3 separate regions of the Mus musculus genome follow, and all the other regions are linked to region 1. Evidence: chromatin loops called from intact Hi-C (ENCODE). Cell type or tissue: left cerebral cortex. All regions are shown on one strand.

Region 1 (8,000 bases):
ACACACACACACTCAGGGAGGGGGGCAGTACATTCCTGGATGAGGCGTCTTTTCTCAACCACTCTCCACCTTATTTTTTTTTAAATATTTATTTATCTTTATTTTCTGTGTATGGGTGTTTTGCCTTTTTGTATATCTGTGCACTGTGTTTGTGCAGTGCCTGTAGATGCCAGAGGAGGGTGTCATATCCTCTGGGGCTGCAGTTACAGATAGACATGAGCTGTCTTGTGGGTGCTGGGAATTGAACTCAGGACCTCTGCAAGAGCAGCTGGTGCTCTCAACCACTGAGCCATCTCTCCAGCCCCGCCCACCCCTTATCTTTTTGTTTTGTGTTCCTTTTTTGACACAGAGTCTCTTACTAAACCTGGAACTTGCTAGACTGGCCTCTACCCCATATGAATACACTGTGTAGTCCAGGCTAGGCCAGAATTTGCTATGTAGCCCAGGCTGGCCTCAGACACTTGACAGACAATTCTCCTGCCTTAGTTAAGTGTTTATTAGCTTTGGAGTTTTGTCTCCATCATTCTCCTGTCTGTCCCTCTTCTCTCTGGGATAGGATCTCTGTCCTCTTGCTGCTTTGCAGAGCCTCCTTAGCGGTCTAGTCCAGACATTACCCGAGATCCTTTTGACCCTGGGAGCATCTGCTGTCATTCTGTCCTTGGGGCACTTTGAAATCTGACTCTCCTGCAGGATCCTCAGGAGTGGATGGCGCAGACAGGCTCTTCTCACTGTCTCTGCCCTTTTGCTAAATGCCAGGTGTCAGAGACAAGGTACAGCCTGCACCAGGAACTTGCTCTTGACATGAACCCAGGCCCAGGGGAGGGACAGGCCGGGATGACATGACAGTGCTCAGTGCCCTGGATCTCTGCCTGGGGGTCCCTTGCTGGCACGGTCAGAGCTGGTCCGTACATGCTCATGATAGGTTGGATTTTGATGTCAGAACTAGGGTCTCCAACTCAATGAAGACCCTGTATCTAGCAGCAAAAGTTTCAAGTGGGAAGAGCATGTGTTCTTAGGCCAGGGCTCAGCTGGACCACATAGCAGGACTGCAGTGCTGGCCAGAGTTGGCGTCCCAGGGAGCAGACTTCTGTGCTAAGCAGAATGGGCCTTGGCAAGGACTTAGTGGGAGCCCTGGGTGGCAGTGGGGCCCGAGCTCTCCCCTGTCATGTCTGCAGCTGTGGCTTCAAGGCCTTTGTCCTCTTGGGCTTAAGGGAGCTTTGTCCCTGCTTTGCTTTTCAAAACAGGGCAGATAGCTTCACAGAGGCCAGGGCCAGGAGACCCACCACTGCCTTCACAGTGAGCTGGAGAAAGTCTCTCCTTGCCCCCACTCCCTCTTCTGAACACTATGGGCTTGGCCTGGAGAGATCTGCAAGGCCCTCTGCAAGTCTTTGGGAAGATACCAGCATGGTGGTAGATGGTCTTCACCTTGTCACACCATGCAAGGAGAACGAATAGGACAGGGCTCTGAGGTTCCCTGGCTCTGAGGTCCCCAGGCTCTGCGGTCCTCTGTGGCCTTTCAGAAGTGCAGCGCTTCCTTGAATCCCCTAGTGGTTAGCTTTGGCTTGCTAGCAACTACCAGGACCTTCCTATTTCCCTGCTCTCCCCCCAACTCCCACCGCTTGCAAATGGCACTGAGTATGTGTGTGTATGTGTGCATACATGTGTGCATGTGTGTGTGTTGGCTCAGTGAGCACCCCCCTACCAACCCAACTCATCTCAAGGCGCCCAGCCCTGAAGTAGCAGTGCAGAGATTTGAACTCACACAGCCTCACGCCCTCTGCCCCTTTGGGGAGCCCCGATATCTTTTGTCTAGGTCTTCTGCACACTTTCCTAGCCCCAAGCACAAGCTGACGCAGACCTCCATTTTTTCTGGCTCCCCACAACCTCTGTCCCAGCCGCGCTGGCCTTTCAGAGCTTCTGTTTCCCTCTATCTTTCTGTGTTCCCAGTGTCCCTGCAGTGGAGATCTCTGAGACACCCATTCCTGAGACTGAGCAGGGTAGAACTCGTGGGGCAGAGTTCTGGCCCAGAAAGTCCAGAGCACTGGGCCCTGGCAGCTGGCCTGGCACATGTCTGGCATAGCCAGCCTGCAGGCGACGTGTCTGCCCTGCCGGAAACTTCGAAGTTATCAGAGGGGAGTGAAGGGGCTGGGACTTGTAGCTCCTGGGACGTGCAGGGACTCATGCGCTGGAGTGAGTGCACGTGCCTCTGTGTGTGTGTCTGTCTGCACGTGCAGCTGTGTGGATTTCAGGCCAGAGGAAGGGTGGGAGGTCTGCTTTCTCGGCTCCCCTCAGCCTCTCATTCTAGCCTCATGTGGGGGTTCTCCTGCACATGACCTGAGACACTTCCATGTTAGACCTGTCTCCTCTAGTGGGTGATGATACAGCCTGGCTGTCTGTGTGACAGTTCCAGATGGGGATGTCCTGGGGACACCTGACCAAGCCAGCCTGAGACTTTAGCCTGGGTTGTATCCCCCCCCCCCCATCACAGACTCAGAAATGAATGGGGAAGAAAGGGCTCCTTTTTCCTTCAGTTGCAGAGCTAAGGAGCAACCCCTTGAATGTGCTTGCCCTCCTCTGCCCTGCTTCATCTCCTGGGTGTTACATTCCACAGTGGAAAGTGATGCCTTGCTAAGATTACAAACAGGGCCGGCCTGGACTGCCCTGGGATTGCAGGGGCCAGCCTTTCCCACATGGCTCTCCCCCTGCCAAAGGCACTGGTAGGGGCTGATACTGGTGCATCCCAGCCTGAGGGAGAATCAGGACCTCTGGGACGGGGGCGGGATCGTCTGGGTCATCCTTCTTCCACGGGGTTGACACTTTGGAGAGTAAGGGGTCTGTGTTCAGTTGTCCCTAGTCGGCTTGTTCAGGGGATGGCTGGGGCCTAAGCCCTTGGATCTCTGCATGCCTGGCCTCTTCTGGCCCTTCACTTCTGCTCTTACCCCCCTTCAGGTTGAGCCCCCATCCATACTAAGCTGGAGATTTCCGCAGGCTCAGCCAACCGCCTGACCCTAATTATGGCGCCTTCATCCTGTTGGGGTTAAGCTCCTTGTGGCCTCTCCACCCCCCCCCCCCCGACCCCAGGGGCCAGGTCTGGGGTCAGAGACTAAGGAGGCCCAAGCCTGCTATGGCACCTAGAAAGAGCTGTCTGGTGTCCTCCAGGGGGTGGGGGGCTGGAGGAGAGGAGACCACTATGGGTCCAGGCCAAAAGGTTAAGTGGTTTCTCTGGAGAAGCCTAGGGACAGGGAGTTACTCTGAGGGCACTGGAATCTGAAGTCCAGTGCTCTGAGGATGGTTCTACCAAGAACCATTGAGAAAGAGTTCGAAAGGTAAGCCTGCCTTAGCCCTACTCTGCCTGGTTTTCATTTCCCTATTGCTCAGGACTGGGCAAGCATGGCTGGCCAGAAACCCTGCCCAGGGGATGGCCACAGTCAGCCAACTTGAGACTCGGCCTGTGGCACAGTTAAAGAGTCCGAGGCTCAGTGAATGGCAGGCTCTGGACGCAGCTCACCCAACAAGCTGGGACTTGAAGTTTCTAAGCCCAGGCCAGGTCATTTCCTCTTGCTCTCCTCTGTCCCCTGGAGACTTCTTGTCTGCTGTCCTGTTTGTTGAGTATCATCTCTTCTCATCTCATCTGTGTGTGGAGCTATGTGGCAGAGAGGAGCGGGTCACCTCTTTGTGCCTTGCATTCCCCTTTGTGATACCGACGAGAGGGAGAGGTAAGCATGGGGGGAGGGATAACTATTTCTGCTTCTGTCTGGGGTGGGGGCTATAACAGCAGGGACAGGAGTGCAGAAGCTTCTAGATCATGCCCCTATCCAAAGCAGCTGGTGTTTTGGAGCCAGGCAGAGCGGCTCTGCAGAAGCTGACCTGATTTGCCTAAGGGCCCCGCAGTTACAGAAATGACCACTAGGTGTCAGCCTCAGCTCATACTTGAAGTGAGGCTAGGCCTCCAGGTTGCAAACCCCCCTCTGGAGAGTTGGTTGCCCCACAGTTGCTTAGGTGGGGCAGGTAGTTGCTGCGGGAAGGGGTCTGAAGTGACACACCTTCCTGGGACCCGGATGACCTGGGTAAGAGGCTCGCTTCAGATTTTATGTTCAACAGTTTGCATTCTCCTCTGTCTCGGGATGTATACAGATTCTGCTGCACACAGAGGCAAGACGACCCACCCCAATCCCTGCAAGCCAGATCCTGTGAAGACAGCAGACCAGCCAGTATCCACAGCAGCCCCGTGCAATAGGCATGACTAGCAAGTCCCATGCTACAATGAGAAAACCAGTGCTCGCACCTCTTACCCACTTAGAGGAAGACAGGGTCCTCTGAAGCCAGATTCTTTTTCTCACAACAGATGGATTTCTGGAATATTCTAGGATGTCAAGCTGAGGCAGGCTTCCTGTAAGGTTAGGAGTAGTATGGTTGATGATATCCAAAATGAGCCCAGTAGATGGAAGAGGGGTCTTGGGGGTGCCTGGTGTCATACATAGGCAGGTTGTAGACACAGGGTGAGTGGGAGCCATTCCCTGTCCATGTCTTCCTCTGAGCAATCTCCCACTCCACGCTTCTGTTCCCTTCATCTGTGAAGTGTCTACAGGTGGACTTGTTTCGTCTCCATTCTGTCCCTGACACCTGCTCCTTTCCAGGACAGATACTAAGATGGACTGGACAAGCCACCCCCATATAACACCACTTCATGTTTAGACCAGCGACTTCTCAAGGTGTTTTTGATTTTGTGTTCTAGCAATTAAAAAAAAAAAAACAAACAAAGCTGCGTATATACATACTTGTGACTTAAGATTTTGTTCGTTTGTTTTTTGAGACAGGGTTTCTCTGTGTAGACCTGGCTGTCCTGGAACTCACTCTGTAGATCAGGCTGACCTCAAACTCAGAGATCTGACGCCTCTGCCTTCCGAGTGTTAGGATCAAAGATGTGCATAACCATGCCCCAAAATGTAAGTAAGCATTTTTACATATTCTTGTATTGCCCCCCTTTGGTGACATGTACTCATGCTAATTGGACAAAGGTTTGATGAGATACAAAATGAGAAAATGCATAGGTGTTTTGGAGCTCTCTCCCAGCATGCCTGTACGGAGCATACGTGTCTTTGTGACAACCTGATTGCTGCAGGCGTGGGGGGGGGAGGGGCAGCTTAGCCCCTCTCAGGATGGCCACCACTCAGGATGGCCCACCTTTTCTGTCCCAGCCGAGGGAGGGAGAAACCTCAGGCCACAGGTGGGAAGGGGGAGCCGGGTTGCGTCTTGGGATAGGGAGTGGGGGCTGGTGGGTGGGGTGGAACCGGCATGACCTGGACAAAGCTGGTTCTTATCCTACATTCTAAATGCTGAATGGGTGAGCTCATCTCTGCTACTTCAGGTGACACAGAACAGGGACACTATGTCCTAGATGAAATCAGATTTCATGGGCTTTAGACGGTTCTATTTCATTTTAAACATTAAACAGTTGGATACCCCAGCTCCTCACATGGAACACGCTGGAAGCCCTCTCTTAACTACATACATGAAGGACCAGGACAGAAACCAGCTCTAATACAGTCTGGGAGAGCAAGCTATCCTCACAGGTTTCAATTTCCTCCTGAGTATGACCAGGTCACTGAATTCCCACTGTCTGGCCAGGGCAAGTCCTTCTGCAGAGCCAGCACTTGAGGACTTCCAAAAGGACCTGTAGGAAAGAGGGGGTGGGAGGTCACATGTGCTGTTCATAAGGGAGCACACCCTCTTTGGGCTCACTTCCGCGAGACAGGACTCTCTCCCCCAACCCTGGACAAATGGCTTGTGAAGGATCTGTGTGCCATCGAGAGTGGCTGCCAGGATGGTGGCTATGACGGCTGGCCCAGTTGTGGGTGCCTTTGTGCGCTGTGACTGGGTGTCTGTGTCTGGAGTCACTGAGCGCTTGTTCTGTGGGGTAAGGGGTGTGGGGGTGGGGGCACGGCCTGTAGCAGGGAGGTACGTGAGGCTGGGCACGAACTGCCTCACCCACCAGGTCTACTCTTGCCAGGTACAACCAGCTGCTTCGGACCAATGCCTACCGCCTCCTCCCTTCCCTGGGCACGGCCAGGCCGGGGGGCAAATGACTTGGCGGGCACCTCCCTCACTTGGACCCACTGGGGTTAGAGCCAGCTCACCTGGGGCGCAGGCAGGGTTCCTTGCTGGTGGGTGCTCTGCCAACCGCCCCCCTTTCCGGGACTCCCAGTGGGTAGACTGGGGAGGGGGGCACTGGCCGAAAGACAGGCCCCCTTCTGTCCCACTCTGTAGATGGGTCGAACTGGGCACAGTATGCCTGATGGATAGAGAGGACAGTTCTCTGTTGAGGGCCCAGGAAATGATTTCCATGTAAATGAGATGCAAACTCCTTAATGAGTTTGCAATTAGGAGTCCAAGCCTGCCAGGCCTGGGCAATGCCTTTGGGTTTTATGAATGGGCCGGGGCCCGGAGGGGGGAGGCGGCGCGCCGGTCCGCCCCCACAGCTCCCTGTCTCCGGGCCCGCGACATGCCGCGCCGCACGTTGCTGCCTCCCGGCCCGCCGCAACTTGGCCGATCGCCAGCGGGTCAGCTGCTCCGGACCGCGCGGGAGGCTGTCGGCCAGAGTCCCCGCCACGCTGCCTGCCCGCGTCGCGTTGTGGCCGAGGACACACCCCCTGGGGCCTGGTTAGGGCTCTGTCCTCCGGCGCCCCTTTCCCCGTTATGGGAATGGCTTCTCGCTGCCGAAATAGCGAAGCTAGCCTTTGGGCTGGGAGCGCACTGGCTCCTAACTTGTAGGGCTGTACGTGCGTGACCTTGGGCAGGGTGCAAACAGAGGTGACAGAGAGGAACCAGTTCTCACCCTAGAGTTCCTGCATCTCTCTAGCTCCCTTCTTTGGTTTTCTCCTGGCTTGCTCTCAAAGGTGATTCCCACCAAACCCAGGGCACCTGCTTTGTTGTATACAAAGCTGCCCCCTGTCTGTTCCGGGCCTGGGTTTGCCTTGGGGTTGAAAAGAAAGGCCTTCTAAGTGAGTGCGTGTGCAGGGGAGAGTTATGGTCCCCCAAGACTCACCAGATTGACAGTGTAGAGTCTTCTTTCCCCAAAGCTTCCTCCCCTCCCCCACTGCTTTCAGAGTAGATTAACTAATTACTTCCAATTAAAGCCGGTAGATCTCTGTACCTCCTGGGCTTCAACACTGCCCCTAGGAGTCTCCCTAGGCTGCCTGGGTCTGAAAGGGACCTGGCCACTTAGGGGGATCAGTGAATCAGTTAAGTAATGCAGGGGGCCACAAAGGAAGCCCACTGGGTCATGTGCTTGACGGGGAGGGCTGCAGACAAGCCTGGCCCTCTGGCTGCAGCATGGAAGTGTGGCCCTGCTTCAGGCCCTAATGGGCCCGGGAAGGTCAGGAGCTGCCGTCTTTGGAGGTAAGTCAGCCGGGTGAAGGTCCTGTGCAGATGCCCAGGGCTAGAGAAGCAACCACCAGAGGATAATCCAGAAGCCACCAGTCCTTGGGGACACTCGTAGCCTCCCTCACCCAGGATGTCCCTCCTCTGCCTTCCAAGTGCTCCACCCTTCACTGGTCTCAGCACTAGCCCAGCCCAGTCCATCCCAGGCCCCACCCTGACCCCACGTGTGGGACGTGAGGGGAAGGATACCTGGCATCAGAGGTAGGGCGATGGGTTGTGACCTAAGTCTCACCTCTGGACAAGCTGGCCTGTCTTGGTCAGGCAAGCTCATGCCAAGATGTGACTCAGGGCCAGGGCCTAATTCTATCTTGAGTTCTGCTGTAGCAGGGATCTGGGCTTGGATCTCTGTGTGTATGTTTCTGGCTTGAGGTGCCCTCTCTCTCTCAGCTCTTAGGTTCTAGGGTTCTGGCTATAGCTGCACCTTCTAGCACGTTGCCCTGGTAGGAGGTGGCAGGAAAGGCTTTCTGGCAGGAATAAGAGTTTCAGGGGCAGAGGGCAACTGAGCTATTCAGGGCAGGAAGTGCCACTTCTGGGGTGTTAAAAGTCTGTTTGCCAGCTTG
Region 2 (8,000 bases), 440 kb after region 1:
ATTAGCTGTCCACATTCCTGACTTGCTCACAGTCAGAAAGGGGCTCTGCTCATTGTTTTTGTGGGTGGGCGGGCCTCTGGCTACTGCTTCCTGTCAAGAGTATTTTCATCCATGCATTTGTCTCTTCACAGTGTCACCCCTATATTTACACTGTCCAGTGTGTCTGGAGAGAGCCTGGACCTTCTTAAAGTCTTCCTGAATATCCTGCCGCCCCTCACCAACAGCAAGGAGCAGGAGGAGCTCATGCAACAGTTGACAGAGTTCCAGGTGGTTGGGCCAACAAACAGAAGGCCGCGGGATGGGGGCTGGGAGGGGAGGGGGGCTGGCCCAGTTCTGACAAAGCCTGAGCATAGTTACAAAGCTTGGGCCTCCAAGCTGGTGGCAGGACACTGACAGTTTTCTTTGGTTCTAGGTGGATGAAATCTACACAGTCCCAGAGGTGGGGACTGTGGTTGGAGGAACACTATCCAGGTGACTGCCTCGTCGCTACCCACTCTGTCCAGCCCTCACTTGTTCCTGGAGACCTCTTGCATGAAGGGGCCCCTGGGGTTGGACGGTGCTAATCCACAGGATGTGCCTGTTTGCAGATTAGTTTTCGCACTCAGAGCCGGAGGAAGCCCAGGACTTCTGGCTTACAGCAGGGAGATGGGTACTGCTGCTTTAGGGGGGCTCTCCAAGGCCCCTAGAACAGATGGGTCATGGGCTCTAGGAAAACACTGCATTCAGCTAGCATCTCAAAGCAGGGAAATGAAGAGACTTAATGAACCATAGGGTGAACCCTAAGGGTAGAACTGTCCCTTTAGGGACCTGGTGTTAGCCAAGCCACAGGTATACCTCTGCCAGCCATTACTGCTGGCCCTCAGAATCCAAATGCTAGGTTGGAAAAGGCAGTCACCTCCCTACTTCTAGCTGGAATGTAGGGTTCCTTTGCCCTGCCTAATTCAAGGGACTTAAGCCCAGAAGGGCAGGAGTGTTTTGAGTGACCTTGGCAAAGAAGTCAGAGGGAGCTATGCTGACACTGCCACCTGCTGTCTGGGCTGCAGTGGGATCTGCCGCGAGGGGGACCAGCTGGTGGTAGGCCCGACAGATGATGGCTGTTTCTTGGAGCTGAGGGTATGCAGCATCCAGCGCAACCGCTCTGCGTGTCGTGTTCTTCGAGCAGGTCAGGCTGCTACACTCGCCCTTGGAGACTTTGACCGTGCATTGCTTCGCAAGGTGAGATGGACAAGTGGGTTGGAGAGGGAACCGAGGTGTCTAGAAGACTGTCTACTGAGTGAGAAGCATCTATCTGTCTCACAAGATGCAGAAATTCAAGGAAATACAGTCTCTAACTTAGGAGTATAGGCCTGGCTATATAGACTACTGAAAGAGCGTAGGATGCTCAAAACACAGGTCCTTAAATTCCCACGGTGCCCTCCTCTTGGAGGCCTTTCTTAGGAGGTGTGTAGGAGAGAAGGGGACTCAGGAGCTCTGAAGGGTCTAGAGTGGCTGGAAAGGGTCTAATGGCAGGTGTGCCCTTTGTGAACCTTGAACTGTTCCTTCCCAGGGCATGGTCATGGTGAGTCCCGAGATGAATCCCACCATCTGCTCAGTGTTTGAGGCAGAGATAGTCCTACTGTTCCACGCCACCACCTTTCGGCGGGGATTCCAGGTGACAGTACATGTGGGCAACGTACGTCAAACAGCAGTGGTGGAAAAGATCCACGCAAAGGTGAGAGGGACCCAGCCGGGTCCCATTTCAACCGGGTCCCACTTCTTCAGGGAAGTCTGTATTCTGACTCCATCTGAGGAGGGAAGCCTAACACCAGATCTGGCTGAGAGTCCCTGGTCACATAACGGGAGCAAAGGCTCCTTCCTGTGGGGTGGGGAGCAGCCTACCTGGGGCCCTCACAGGTGGAGTCCAGGCTGGCAGAGAATGATGGGATGGGAGGCACCTGCCTGGGCCGTGACCACTTTTCTCCTGAAGGACAAGCTGCGGACAGGGGAGAAGGCAGTGGTGCGTTTCCGTTTCCTGAAACACCCAGAATACCTGAAGGTGGGCGCCAAACTGCTGTTCCGGGAGGGTGTGACCAAAGGCATCGGTCATGTCACGGATGTACAAGCCATCACAGCAGGAGAGGCCCAGGCCACCATGGGCTTCTGAGTCATCCAAACAGCTCTACTGCTGTCCTACAATACATGAGGTGACTTCCGGCCATGCTGCCCACTGTTGGCGGCTCTGTGTGTTAATAGGCTAGGGAGAGGAGTGTCTGCTGCCGCTTGCTTCCTGCCACGTTCTTGGAGAGGTGTCAAGTTTGGTATGGCCAGGGAGGGGCAGTCCTGAGGGAGAAGACGGTTCAGGGCAGTGCTCAGCAGCTGTGTGCTCCCCTGGTTGGGTCATTAACCCTGCAGCTGCCTGGTCTTGTCTGCTGGAGGGAGGAGAACACAGCCATCTTGGCCCACTATCAGGACCAGGCATGACTCACCAGTGTCATCTCTGCACTTCAGGAATTGTCAACAACTGAGGTGGCCCTTGTCAGCACTTCTTTTTTTATACCTCCTCTCAAGGCCACGTAAGTTACCTAGCTCTACCTGACTGTGGATAAAAGACAGTGCTCTACCCACCTGGTGGACCCAGGGACTGAAGCAATGGCACAGAGACCATGACAGACTGTGCTCCTATCCTGGGTTGAGTCCCGATGCATATTCCTGCTTCATTTCCTTTTCTCAAGGGCCGCTTCCCCGGACCCTCCTGTCATAGGCCCCACTTGGTGCTATTTGTGGTGCTGGCTCAGGCGTGGGGCTGCCAGGCTCGGGCTTGGCACACCAAAGGCCAGCTGCATGTCAGTTTCTCTCCTTCCACAGTTATGTTGGCTTCCATGCTTTTTCAGATTGTGTGGTAGCCATAGGACCTGACCCAGTTTGTGCCTCCTGGGATCCTCATCCCCAATCCTGCTCTTACATAAACCTTTTTCTTGTTTTAGTAATTTGTAGTGATCACCCCCTTCCCTCTGTTGCTGGGACCCAGGAGGAAAGGGGAAGATGTCCTGTTTCCTATCCTAGGTGTGGACGCCCGCCTTGCCCTTTGTTAGCTTCCTGGGTTCCCATGAACTCAGGGATTTGTTGGAAGATTCTCTGCATAATAGATATATATGTATATATATTTAAATACACATATATATTGTACAGAATAAAAAATGTTTTATTGGACACTCTGCTTATTCTTAAGACACAGGTTCAACCTTCAAGACTAGATTCTTGTCAAGATTAGAGAAGCAAGTCACACCCTTCCATTGACCTCTGAATAATTGGGAAAGAAGTCATCTGTCATCTCATTGGCTGTTCTTGTCCCCTCCCCCATAGGCTCAGTGTTGTATCATAGGAGCCATATCATGTGTGTTGTGATTTGTTTTGCATCATTCTTTGAGCAGAGTATAAGGTAAAAAGGCCTTTTCGGCTCAAATAGCTAGCCATTGTACATACCACATTGTGTGCCTGTCAGCGGCAAGTGGGTGAACCCTCTCCTCAGAGTACCAGAGGTGGGTGGTCATGGAGCCCTCACATTTCTCATTTATAGCCTAGATTCTTGAGGTATCGAGGGCCACTTTAGCTAGTCCTCAGTCCTTCCTAGTTCTGTGTTCAGACTATCATACATTTTGGAATCCAGGGCATTGTATGTGCTAGGCAGACACCAGACTGAGCTCTAGTCCCAGGCTTTCTGGCTATCCCATATTAAACAGGGCCTGAGTACTAATCCTAGCAAAACAAATGATACACGTGGCCCAAATCTACATGGCATTCGGCCTGCAGAGCCTTTTTGAGGTGGGCGGCTCTAGCTGACCATGTAATTGAGGATGACCTTTAGCTCGGGTCACCTCTCAAATGCTGGGGTTGCAGGCGTGGCTCATGTCTGCTTTAAAACCATACACACTAAGGCTGAATCTAGGCCTTTCTGAATTTTAGGTACCAACCGATGAGTTATCTCTCCAAGCCCTGTTTTTGTACTTTGACATAGGCTCTTGGCTATGTAGCCTTAACTCAGTTTAGTTAGGATTAGAGGTATGTGCCACCATTATCTGGTATGGTTTAAAAAAACAGTTTTTATTAAAGGTGCACTTTTTGTTTTTTAAGATTTATTTTATATATATGAGTACACTATTGCTCTTTTCAGACGCCAGAAAGAGGGCATTGGATCCCATTACAGACGGTTGCGAGCCACTATATGTTTGCTGGGAATTCAACTCAGGACCTCCGTGGAAGAGCAGTCAGTGCTCTTAACCACTGAGCCATCCTCCAGCCCTAAGGGTGCATGTTTAATCCCATCACTTAAAGCAGAGGCAGGCAGATCTCTGTGAACTCAAGGCCAGTCTGGGACAGTGAGGACACAGAGAAACCCCATCCTGAGAATACCATTGGCTTAATTATTAAGAAGCCTGTGGGTAAAACTTTTATTAGGAGCTCTGAGCATTGAGGAAAGCGAGGTCATCTTGTAGCACAATGCTACTTTCTCAGCACTGTTTAGAGCACTAGTCCCATAAACTGTACAATAGGGCAGCTCTGCCCAATGAACAAGGCATACTGCTAACGCTGCCCTCTACTGGTCCACAAGCATAAGCCATCCTCCACCTGACTCCTCCAACTTATCTCTAAGGTGTCTAAGTCTAAGACACCTGAGTTTCTGCTACAATGCTTCTCTCTTTGGAGACAAGGCCTCATTGTATTACCCAAGCTGGCCTGGAATTTAATTCCATATTCGCCTGCCACCATCTTCAGAACTCTAGGATTACCACGGTCACATCTGGCTTGTTACGTTTCTCTTTTTAAAAGTCACGCTAGGCAAGTACTCTCCCACTGGTTACATCCTAATCTAGGTCTCTCATGTAGCCCGGGCTGTCTCACCAAGGATGATTTTAACTCCAGACTGAGTCCCCTTTCGCAACTGTTGGGATTACAAACGTGTACCAAAGCACCTGCAAACATTATTACTTTACAACTCCTAGGCTGTCAGAACAGCTAAGAGATAGGTGACAGTGGGACAGGCACCATGCACCTAGACCTCAGCGCACAGGAAAATGCAGTACGAGGATCTTAGATCTGACAAGTCTAGCCTACCCAACCCAATGTCAGGAAACTCACCGGTAAGCACTTTTTTACATTAATAGAACATTAGGGTAGTAAAAGTATGCAAGCCAGGCCTCAAAGAGTACATTTTTATTGTCTCAATGTGGCTAATTTAATACATACATTCAACCAACATCAAGAACATATTCCATGTAAGTCACTGCAAGAGTTCTTGCTTTTAAGAAACTACATATCTAGCCAGGGAAGAAGCTACACACTAAAGTCAAAGGAAAGGGTAATTTCCGGCTAAACGCGGTGAATTTCAAATCTTTCAAAGACCCAATTTATAAGTAAGTTGATGAGCCTTTAATCCCAGCAGAGGCAGGCGGATTTCTGAGTTCGAGGCCAGCCTGGTCTACAAAGTGAGTTCCAGGACAGCCAGAGCTACACAGAGAAACTCTGTCTCGAAAAACCAAAAAAAAAAAAAAAAAAAAAAAAAAGTTGATTTGTATTTATGTAGGAAAAAATATCTATGCTGTTTTCCTATCCATTAAACCTACTACCTGGTTTCATACATAATTCAAAGTCATGTAATTTATCAGAAAAGCCTGCATGGCTGAAAAAGACTGCTAAATCCATTACTTTGGCCGTTTGCACTTGCCCATCTTAATAGTCCTCGTTTTCCTTCCAGAACTGGGAAGTGAACATGGGGCCTTGCACATGCCGTCCTAGACAAGTGAGCTCTATCTCCAGCCCCATTTCCCCTTTCTTTTACAGTTTTTTTGAGTTATACTCCTGTTTAGTCTTTAGTTAGTTTATAGGGAAGCAAGTGAGCTTGCCAGGTTCTTTATACCTTTTATGACACTCTGTCTCCCTAGAGAGGAAAAGCATTGATCAGCAACAGGATCAGAGTCCCATTGGAAGAAAAAACCCCTAACTTTGTATTAGAAATGTCATATTCCCCTTGAGCAGTCAACATGATTCCATCCGTTAGAAAAAAAATAGTAGAGCCCTCCTGATGCCCCAGGCAGCACTAATGTGTCAGTGGCTTAAAAAACGATTCCAGCGTCTGCATGCCATGGGGCCTAAGGCGCTTACTACTGGAAGCCGAGGGACTCTTGGGATTTCTTTTGCCCTGAGGAGACACGGCAGGAATAGCCTGGGGTTTTGAAGTACAAGGCTGCAAAAAAGACTTCTGCAACTCCAATGCAAAATGGTAGTCCGTGTGTTCTGGCATGTCCCACACTGGAACCAGGGAGTCACACTTCTCACAGAGCACTTGGTCCTCAGTGGCCCTTTGGGTCACCTCCTGAGAGTTGTAAGCTGGAGAATCGAGCACGTTTGGACTGTCCCCAGCCACATTCATTTCTGTAGACACTGCTTTAGAGGATACTGGCTTCACCGCTCCATCATCAGGACCACTGTCTACACACTCTGCTGGCAGACAGCTTGGTTGCGCTGCAGGGCTGGCCTGTGGAGGGTCAGGAGCCGCAGAGTTACTAAGCTGTGTGTGCTGGAGCAGCAGGCTCTTCTGCTTAAAGAAAGACTGACTTCCTGTGGTTTGGCTGCTTTGGAACACAAGTGAAGGCTTGGATGATAACTTCTCTGTGGCTGTGTTAAGAGGTACAAAGGAAGTCTCTTTCATTCTCTGCTTTTTGGCAGCTTTTTGAAAAAAAGACGCTAGAGATGTGGCTGCCTCTTTAGAGGTTGGTACAGCTGGGCCAGACCCCTGGGTCCTAGTCTCAGAGCTGGCAATTGGCACCTTTGGCTGACAACTTGAGTCGCTACTCAGGAACGCAGTGATATCCGTGCAAGCTGGAGGGGCAGCCGCAGAGAACTTGGTAGCGCAGAGGAAGAGCATTGTGAGAGGAGGGGACCTGGGTACAAAGGAACACAGCAAGGAAGTTACTGAGTCACTGTTTTAAGAGCTCAGATTCAATAAATCACAACTCTGGTTCCATCATGAAAGGAAATTATTCTTACTCCAGCATTTCACAGCCATTAGTGTGTATCATATTAATATAAAGTAGGCTGGGATAACAGAATGAGTTTCTAGCAGGTTCCTGGCTTGTTGGGGGAGCACTCTCTCTCACTGCTAGTGCTAGACCACTTAGAATCCATGATTTAGCAGAAGTTGCTGTAATTAAGGGGTGGAGCAACAATTTTTTTTTTTTTCTGAGACAGGGTCTCACTATGTAACTCTAGCTGGTCTGGAACTATGTAGACCACCCTGTGTCTCCTGAGTTCTGGAACTAAAGGTGTGCCTCCATCACACCTAGCTTGGGGCAACACAAATTTTATTCAAGGCAACACTGGAGGAGTAGGTAGAGCAGATGTGGAAGGTCATTCCCAGCTACGTAAAAAAGCTTGCCAGCCCATTGGTCCACAGCTAGACAGCCTGGATTTGGTTTGTAGACCAACTCATCAGAGATCCACATGTACTACATGGATATACAAAATAAGTGAAAAAATTCCAATCTTAATCCAGGATTATGGAATTTTTCAAGATAAAATTTCCTATCAAGATTTTGGTTTCAAATCTCAGTCTCTGTAACATCTTTTTTCTCTTTCTTTCCTTTTTTTTTTTTTTTTGGTTTTGTTTGTTTTTTTGGTTTTTCGAGACAGGGTTTCTCTGTGTAGCCCTGGCTGTCCTGGAACTCACTCTGTAGACCAGGCTGGCCTCGAACTCAGAAATCGGCCTGCCTCTACCTCCCAAGTGCTGGGATTAAAGGTGTTCGCCACCATGCCCGGCTCTTTTTTTTTTTTTAAAGATTTATTTTGTGTATATAAGTACAGTGTAGCCGCCTTCAGACACACCAGAAGAAAGCATCAGATTTCATTGCTGATGGTTGTGAGCCACCATGTGGTTGCTGGGATTTGAACTCAGGACCTTTGGAAGAGCAGTCAGTGCTCTTAACCACTGAGCCATCTCACCAGCCCCTCAGAAACATCTTAAAGCC
Region 3 (8,000 bases), 400 kb after region 1:
ATCTGCCCAGCTGCAATGTTGGAAGCCAAGGGCAGCCAGGAGCTGGATCTCCTGGCCACTGTGGTCTTCTGCCTGGCTGGGGCTGAGGTTGGAGCAGGGACGGGAGCCTTACCCAAGGCAATGTAATAAAGCAGGCTCTTGGCTTCCCCGTGTGGTCAGTGCTTAGAAATGTGGGGCCTGTGCATAGTAGGGAACTGCCTAATGGGCCCTGTCAGTGGACCTGGGGCAGGTCCATGTGCCACACAGGTCCCATCGTCTGCTGACGGGCACCACACTGCAGTGAGGGCCTAGTGACTGTCAGTTACTAGCAGCTTTCAGTTGAATCCAGGAATTTGAGCGGGCCCCTAACTGCCCCTTCACACCATCTCCACCCATCTACACTTGATGCCTCCTCCTTCATTAGCTCATCCCAGGCCTCTGCTTCTTGGTTCAGAATTGTTTTCTGGCCTTTCATAGCCAGGTGACTAGATTGCCAGAGGGACAAAATGACAACAATCAAGACAGAACAAAAAGGCCCAACAGTTGAACTTTATGAAAGAGTGTTTCGACCCCACATAAATATCCAGCCTGCCTTCCTACAGCATGAAGGGCAAGTCCATGTTCTTCTCTCCTGTGCCTACGTAGATGTAGCCATAGTTCTTGGTGCGAGGAGCGTGGTAGAAGGTGAGGCCTGGCCAGAGCAGGCTGCGCAGCACCACCAGTGCGTTGCCCCTTTCCATCTGGATGCTCCAAGACCCTGGATGGGAGGGACAATTGAGGCCTGGCACTGAGGTGCCACTGAGAAAGTTGCTGTGCTCCTGATGGTCACAGTCACTTGCTCATGACACAGGGAAGGGAGCAAGTGTAGAGGTGACTTCAGGGACCCACAGATGGTGTGGCTCCCTTTCCTTGCTTCAGGGTAAATCACTGACCTTGGGCCTCTGCCCTAAGATCGATGAGACAACCAGGGGCTCAAGCTGAAGTTGGGCCATTTCAGGCCTCCACCTCAGTGGTCTGCCCAACTGCTGATGGGTGGAGTCATGCCTGGTAGGAGGAGACCTCGGCTGCTGAGTCTGCCCCATGCTACTCAAGACGCCAGGCAGCTCAGACCAGGCTAGGCTGTGCAGCCAGGATGACTTGGCTGGAAGGGCCTGATCCAGCTCCAAGGGAGGGAGCCGCTGTGTGGGAGGAAGGAGCCTGGGAAAATCGCCTCTGGATGCAGATCTGGGCTTCTATTCCCCTGCGCACAGAGGCCTCTCCCCCAAACCAGCCACAGCCCTGCTCTGGGCCCTGCCAGGAAGGCAAATAACTTTTGAAGGTTTTGGTACAGGACCAACCAGTTATGCTCAGAGGGCTGATCTGGAGCCTTCATCAGTTGCCAGCTCAGCCCCGGTGCTGGCTCCCACCACTCAAGCTTCCCGCAGCCTACCTCCAACCATGGCCCACCCTGGTCACTCCACACCCAGCAGCCTCACGATTCAGTCAGTTTCCACCCTCCAGAGGCCACCCTGCATCAGAGAAGCCTATCCCCGTGTAGCTAGCTGCCTGCCCAGGTCAAAACCAGAGCTTTCTGGAAGCATGGAGGTCCTCTGCCCCTGGTCCTGACTGAGCCATGCACAGAACAATGGGGTGAAGGCCACACCATGGGCCTATCGCTTGCTCTAGGCCCCAGTGCCACCGCCAAGGAATCAAAACATCAAGTGAAACAGGCCCCGGTTGGTACGACACCTAGCCAACAGCTGTTCTTTGGGCACCTGAGAACCCTGGTGGCTTTCTTGGTCACAAGTCTCCAGGAAACATTGCTTGAGGGGAGACAAGGATAGAATGTTACAGAACAGTGTCCCAGGCCCTGTGTTTTATCCTTGGCAACAAAAAGACCCAGAAATATACAGTTCTCTAGCCTTAAGTCCCATTACTGGGGCCCAGAACATCATTTGGACAGCTTTCTACAGAGACCTAATCCCTCATTGCCCTTGGAGCCCACAGCTACACAGCCTCTGTGAGATAAGCAAGACCAAGCTCTGATTGCCCACCCAGGGAGGCTGGCTTGCAGCGTCCCTCACTCAGGCGCTAGCCTGGAGAAAACAGCCTAGGGTCTATCCCTAACCCCACTGTATCCAGATATCTATCGATTCAACCAACAGCATGGTGGCATGGGGCCCCTCAGACCAGCATGTCTGCTCACCTCTTACTTCGAGGAGATGGGAAGCAGAGGCTGAAATGAGTAGCCCAAGCCCAGCAACATGGGTAAACTGTGAGGAAGTTAAAAAAATACAAATACAGATGCCAGTGAGGGCGGGACCAAGCAAGCCAAAGGGTGCTGAGTTGCAGCATGCCAGGGGCCGGGCTCTCTGCCTTCCCGCGCAGCCCCGGCATCGTGTTCTTGTCCTCTCAACCTCCCTGGTTCAGTCAGCTCATCATCTGGGACACACACCATGTTCCATTCTCTCTCTCTCTCTCTCTCTCTCTCTCTCTCTCTCTCTCTCTCTCTGTGTGTGTGTGTGTGTGTGTGTGTGTGTGAGCAGACACACAGTGTGTACCTGACACCTTCACCTCCATCTCAACTGTAAATATGGAAAAACCAGGCCCAGACAACTGTGGTAGTAGCCCTTTGAAGGAATGATCCAGTGGATCAGTTCACAGCCCCAGGCCTCCTCAGACCTGGCTTCCTCTCCAGAGACCTGTACTGAGACTGGGGAGAAGATCCAGCCTGGAACTCAGCAGCTGAGCCTCTGCAGTTGGCAGGAGGTCTTCCTGGGTTTCCCAATGCCAGAGAGAGTAAGGGCCAGGCTCAGGTCAAACTGTCGAGGGAGCAGCAGGTATCCTACGTCTCAACCCCTAAAGGTCATCACACTAAGCAATGGCCGGGAAGGCCTGGGTAGATGGCTCAAAGCTAGATTTGATTCCCAGCACCTACGTGATGGCTAATAACCATCTAACACCAGCGCCATGGTGGCCTCCATAGGCACCAGGCATATGTGTAGTACACAGATATACATGCAAACAAAATACCCATACAGGTAAAATGAAATTTAAAAAAAAAAAAAAATGGGCTGGTCAGATGGCTCAGTGGGTAAGAGCACCCGACTGCTCTTCCGAAGGTCCGGAGTTCAAATCCCAGCAACCACATGGTGGCTCACAACCATCTGTAACAAGATCTGACGCCCTCTTTTGGAGTGTCTGGAGACAGCTACAGTGTACTTATATAATAAATAAATAAATCTTTAAAAAAAAATGGCTGTAAGTTCCTGAAAGCCACCATTCTCTTTACCACAAGGTAGAGTCAATCCTCTCAGAGTGGGGACAGAGAAAAAGGACACCCCTGGTGCAGCCTCCAATATAAGTAAACAATGGGGTAGGGGTAGGGTCCTCTGATCGCTTCTAAAAGACGTAGGAGCCATCTGCACGAACCCCCATAAAGCTGATGCCACACTGCCCATTCTCTTCAGGCTCCCTGTCCTCACTAACCACCAGCAGCTTTTAAAGGTCAATTTCTTGGCTGCAGGACTCTTGCTGCCCTCTGCTGCCCAAACTGGGCACTGCACTGAGTACTCTTTGTTGGGACCCCGGCCACCTGCTGCCTCTGCTGCCTACTCTGTGCGCACCCCCACCCCATCCTACCCTCCAACATCTTCCAGTATAACTTCTGTTTTTTCAGCTTCTCCTGGTTGCGCTCAAACCTTCCTGACTTAAGAGCGTTGTCTTTCTCATTCCAAGGGCACCAAAAGAACTTGGCACGCAGCAGCTGCTCCATGCTCTGCTGACAGAGCGGAAAGGTTAAGGAGTATTGAATGGCAGAGTCCAGGTGAGGAAGCTGGCTGCCCTGCGTACTGCCCCACCTGTCTTCCGGTGCAAGCCCGCAGCCAGGAAGTCTTAGCACTCATCAGGAGGAGGATCTTGCCAGGGATCCATCCCTACAAAACTTTCCATCCCAGGACATCACACAGCAGCTCACTGCCAAGATATTAGCCTCAGGCAATATCCCTCTCCATTCTGTTCTCTTCCACTCAGAGAGAAGCTGTGAGCTCTGGGCTTATCTCTGTGGGCACAGGGAACAGAGACCCCAGGACAAGGCCCACTTCACACCTGCTTAGAGGTGACCTGAGCCATCTTGAATGACTGCTTCAGACTCAGAAAGCAATGTTCCTCCCTAAGTAGAAAGAGCTAAAGATCTACAGACTCCACCCCTCTAGCCAGGCATGGTATCCAAGGGTTCTAGTCCTGACTCTGCACAGGTCATCACCACTGCATCTGCTAGGCAGGAGAGGCGCCCAGCGGCTCATTCAGCTCTCACTAGAAGAGTCTGGAAGGAAGCCAGAGTGTGTCTGATAAGGAGAGCCATCCCGGCCTCGTCATTCTCCTTCTGTTGCCAACGAGTCCCAGAAGCCACCTCCCCATCACTGTAAGCCCACACTCAAGGTGACTTGGCTCAGGTGCCTCCGTGTGGTGGAACCAGCTGCTCAGAACCATCGTCCCTAGCCCTGTGAGTCGCCCTAAGACAGGAACCTGCAGGTTTGCTTGTCCCTTCTCTGTCCACCTGTGAACACTGCCTTCTGATCACGGGCCTTCCCTTAAGCCTCCTTAGCTCTTCCCACCAAAGCTTGTCAGGAACCTGGAAATTATATATGTGTACATATAAAATCCATATTTTGGCTGAGTGGATGGCATGTGTCTTTAATCCCAGCACTTGAAAAGCAGAGGCGGGTGGATCTCTGCAAATTTGAGGCCAGCCTGGTCTACAGAGTGAGTTCCAGGACAGCTAGGGCTATACAAAGAAACCCTGTCTCAAATTTAATAATAATAATAATAATAATGTTTCATATAGCTCAGCTGACCTAGAATTTACTATGTAGCCAAGGATGACATTAAACTTCTGACCCTCCTGCTACATAATGACGGGGAGGAGGGCTGGTACCAAAGTGGGTTGGATATCAGCAAATAGAGAGTTATCAAAGGACATAGGAAATAGAATGATGATAGGAAGGAGAAATAAACCTAAAAGGTCTAATGTAAAACATGGTAACTGTAGTTCATGATGAATATATACGGATGCAGATATATATGGATTTAGACATATAAATGCAGATATATTTGAGGTAGGGTTGTGCACTGAAGTCCAGGCATCTGAGTCCTGGGATCACAAGTCTGCACCACCACAGTTGACTTTCCGTTATGCTCCTGGACAGTGCAATAGCAGACAAGTGTGCTCCTGGGGGGAAGCTACCTGAGCTAGACTCAACTGTTAGCCTCAACTGCTCGGGTAGCTTATACACACACACACACACATATACACACACACACACACACACACACACACACACATATACACATATATATATATACACACACACACACACATATACACACACACACACACACACACACACACACACATATACACACACACACACACACACACACACACACACATATATATATATATACACACACACACACACATATACACACACACACATATATATATATATACACACACACACACACACACACACATATATATATATAGCTTTACCCATTAAAGAAAATAAAAAGATTTTTAAACTTAAAATACCGTGGGAGCAAGGTGGCTTATCTGTTAAGGTATTTACAGCCAAGCCTGACCATCTGAGTTAGAACCCTGGAGCCCACAGAGTGGAGGAGAGAACTGACTACTCCACGAGTTGTCCTCTGACCTCCACATGCCTTATGGCATGCGCACACAAACAAATCCATCAAAAAAATTTGACTTGCCAGGCAGTGTTCATGATAAATACAGCTTTACCCATTAAATAAACGCCTTTAATCCCAGCACTTGGGAGGCAGAGGCAGGCGGATCTCTGAGTTTGAAGCTAAACTGATCTACAGAGTGAGTTCTAGGACAGCCAAGGCTACACAGAGAAACCCTGTCTGGAAAAAGCAAAACAAACAAAAACAAAAAAACAAAAAACATTAAAAAACTGGTTGAAAAAAAAAAGCTCAGAAGTGCATTAAAAATGATAACAACAGCAACAACTGCTAAAATCTCGAGAGACACTGTGTCACTCTACTTCCCTGCTCCCCACTTAAGACCAGGCTCTGGCTCAGCCCACCCCTCAAGAGGTCACCGGTGAGCTGCCAATGCAGGCCCAGGTTCTCAGCCCCCGCTGTAGAGAAGGAAGGTGGATGGTGTTGATCTACTGCTTTGATCTGCAGGCCAGCCCCACACCCTGAAGCTAATGGCCGGTTTGTTACCTCTGGGGATGTCATATTCCAGGGAGTCCAGGAAATCCAGCGAGGGCTCCAAGTCCGACTTCTCCAGCAAGGTCTTGTTCTTCAGATCAATAGCCTCCCTGAAGTGGAAGTACGAGCTAAGCTTCCTGACCTCGGACAGGGGCAGGCCTGGGAAGACGAGGTGGATGGAGAACAGTTAACCAGGGCTCCTTCCTCCCTGCATGGCTCAGAGGGAGGAGGCTGTGCAGGGTTCTGTCCACCAGACAGATGACCCAAGCCACAAAATGGAGCTCATTCCCGTCCCCCATACTTGACCCTGACCCCTGTGAGGAGCAAGAAGGGGCTGTAGCAAGATCAGGTAACCCTGATTCAGGAAACCTCAAGTCACCATGATTGTAGACTTCCGCCCCTGCTAAGACTTTCAGCTGCATCGTTGAACTGTCAACTGGCACAATGGCGACTTGCCTGGGAAAAGAGTTTGTTTGTCTATTTGTTTGCTTACTTGCTTGTTTTTTCATTATTTTTTATGTATATTTTTGAGACAGTCTCACTGAAGCTCTGGCTAGTTTGAACTCACAAAGAGGTCCTCTTATTTTCTGTGTATTTATTCCCTAAGCCAAAGTATATATTCACTAAGAAAGAAAATACATGTTTTCATCTCTATTCCTAAAAATAATAATAATAATAATAATAATTGTCAATGCCTCTGCCTTTAGAGTACAGGACAGGTCTTAACAAAGAAGTACAGGGGGCTGGAGAGGTGGCTCAGTGGTTAAGAGTACTGACTGCTCTTTCAGAGTTCCTGAGTTCAATTCCCAGCAACCACATGGTAGCTTACAACCATCTGAAATTGGATCTGATGCCCTTTTCTAGTGTGTCTGAAGACAGCTATAGTACAGTTGTATACATAAAATAAGTAAATTTGTTTGTTTGTTTGGTTTTGGTTTTGGTTTTTTTGTTGTTGTTGTTGTTGTTGTTTTGTTTTGTTTTGTTTTGTTTTGTTTGAGACAAGGTTTCTCTATATAGCTCTGGCTGTCCTGGAACTCACTCTGTAGACCAGGCTGGCCTCAAACTCAGAAATCCGCCTGCCTCTGCCTCCCAAGTGCTGGGATTAAAGGCGTGCGCCACCACTGCCAACCAAGTAAATATTTTAGAAAGTACAGAGAGCAGTGGTTCTCAACCTGTGGGTCGAGACCCACTGGAATCTAGCAACCCTTTCACAGGAGTTGCATATCAGATATCTTGCATATTAAATATTTATATTATGATTCACAACAGTAGCAGTAGCAAAATCACAGTTATGAAGAAGCAACAAAAATAATTTTATGGTTGAGGGTCACCACAACATGTGAAACTACATTAATGGGTTGCAGCATGAGAGAGGTTGAGAACCACTGATCTAGAGCAAGGTAGCCAATAGGCATGTCTGTGGGGAATTATATTCATTGTTGATTGATGTGGAAAGACCCAGCCCACTGTGGGCAGTACCATTCCCCAGGCAGGAAGCCCTGAGATGTATAAGAGTAAAGAAAGCCCCTAAGCATAAAGCAAGCATGTGCGTGTGTGAGTGTGTGTGTGCATGTGTGTTTCAAGCTCCTGCTGAGGTGGACTGTACCTTCCCTTCATTCTGCTACTTTCTGTCAGGGCACTGTTCACAGCAATGGACTGAAACTAGGCCACCAGCCACCAGCAGCTGACCAGAAGCCCCTCCTCCCCAGACCCAATCACTCTTCTCCAAGGAGGTCAGATGCCCCTGCTCTGCTCCCCCAGACATATCCAACCGAGCTCACCTTCAAAGGTCCGATTGACAT

What was found. Hi-C counts contacts between places; a loop is a spot of excess contacts. Peaks named below come from ENCODE experiments on the same cell type or tissue, not always from the same donor. Only the 100,000 strongest peaks of a DNase experiment are listed, where the experiment ranks them.
Region 2: a loop joins it to region 1, with 3 times the contacts of the local background. A loop is called at or near these places in 10 of 42 quality-filtered maps.
Region 3: it touches region 1 in a loop (9-fold over the local background); 29 of 42 quality-filtered maps call a loop at or near these places.

The regions. Positions count from the first base shown.
Region 1 is chr17:45,727,449-45,735,448 of GRCm38, forward strand. 1600014C23Rik (RIKEN cDNA 1600014C23 gene) reads right to left here and starts at 6,396. Exons shown (of 2, transcript NM_028164.1): 1 at 6,138-6,396; 2 at 5,416-5,674. The coding sequence starts at 6,345. The coding sequence ends at 5,577. It overlaps BE949265 (cDNA sequence BE949265), which reads left to right and starts at 3,471. Exons shown (of 2, transcript NR_169044.1): 1 at 3,471-3,716; 2 at 4,135-4,770. It overlaps F630040K05Rik (RIKEN cDNA F630040K05 gene), which reads left to right and starts at 7,058. Exons shown (of 5, transcript NR_152153.1): 1 at 7,058-7,398. In left cerebral cortex, a CTCF peak has its summit at 3,904 (motif pointing right); DNase peaks (open chromatin) are centred at 2,090, 3,506, 3,911, 5,853 and 1 more place; H3K4me3 peaks cover 650 bases; H3K27ac peaks cover 1,721 bases.
Region 2 is chr17:46,166,180-46,174,179 of GRCm38, forward strand. It overlaps Gtpbp2 (GTP binding protein 2), which reads left to right. Exons shown (of 12, transcript NM_019581.3): 8 at 132-267; 9 at 413-471; 10 at 1,044-1,215; 11 at 1,547-1,711; 12 at 1,967-3,191. The coding sequence ends at 2,143. It overlaps Polh (polymerase (DNA directed), eta (RAD 30 related)), which reads right to left. Exons shown (of 11, transcript NM_030715.4): 11 at 5,176-6,917. The coding sequence ends at 6,074. Among named protein-coding and RNA genes, the nearest start is that of Gtpbp2, 9.1 kb to the left of the region's middle. In left cerebral cortex, CTCF peaks have their summits at 1,045 (motif pointing left) and 4,582 (motif pointing left); DNase peaks (open chromatin) are centred at 1,096, 2,381, 2,759, 3,394 and 1 more place; H3K27ac peaks cover 465 bases.
Region 3 is chr17:46,128,763-46,136,762 of GRCm38, forward strand. It overlaps Mrps18a (mitochondrial ribosomal protein S18A), which reads left to right. Exons shown (of 6, transcript NM_026768.3): 6 at 1-146. It overlaps Rsph9 (radial spoke head 9 homolog (Chlamydomonas)), which reads right to left. Exons shown (of 5, transcript NM_029338.4): 3 at 7,980-8,000; 4 at 6,211-6,357; 5 at 508-736. The coding sequence ends at 576. Among named protein-coding and RNA genes, the nearest start is that of Rsph9, 11 kb to the right of the region's middle. In left cerebral cortex, CTCF peaks have their summits at 169 and 3,503 (motif pointing left); DNase peaks (open chromatin) are centred at 1,163 and 3,507.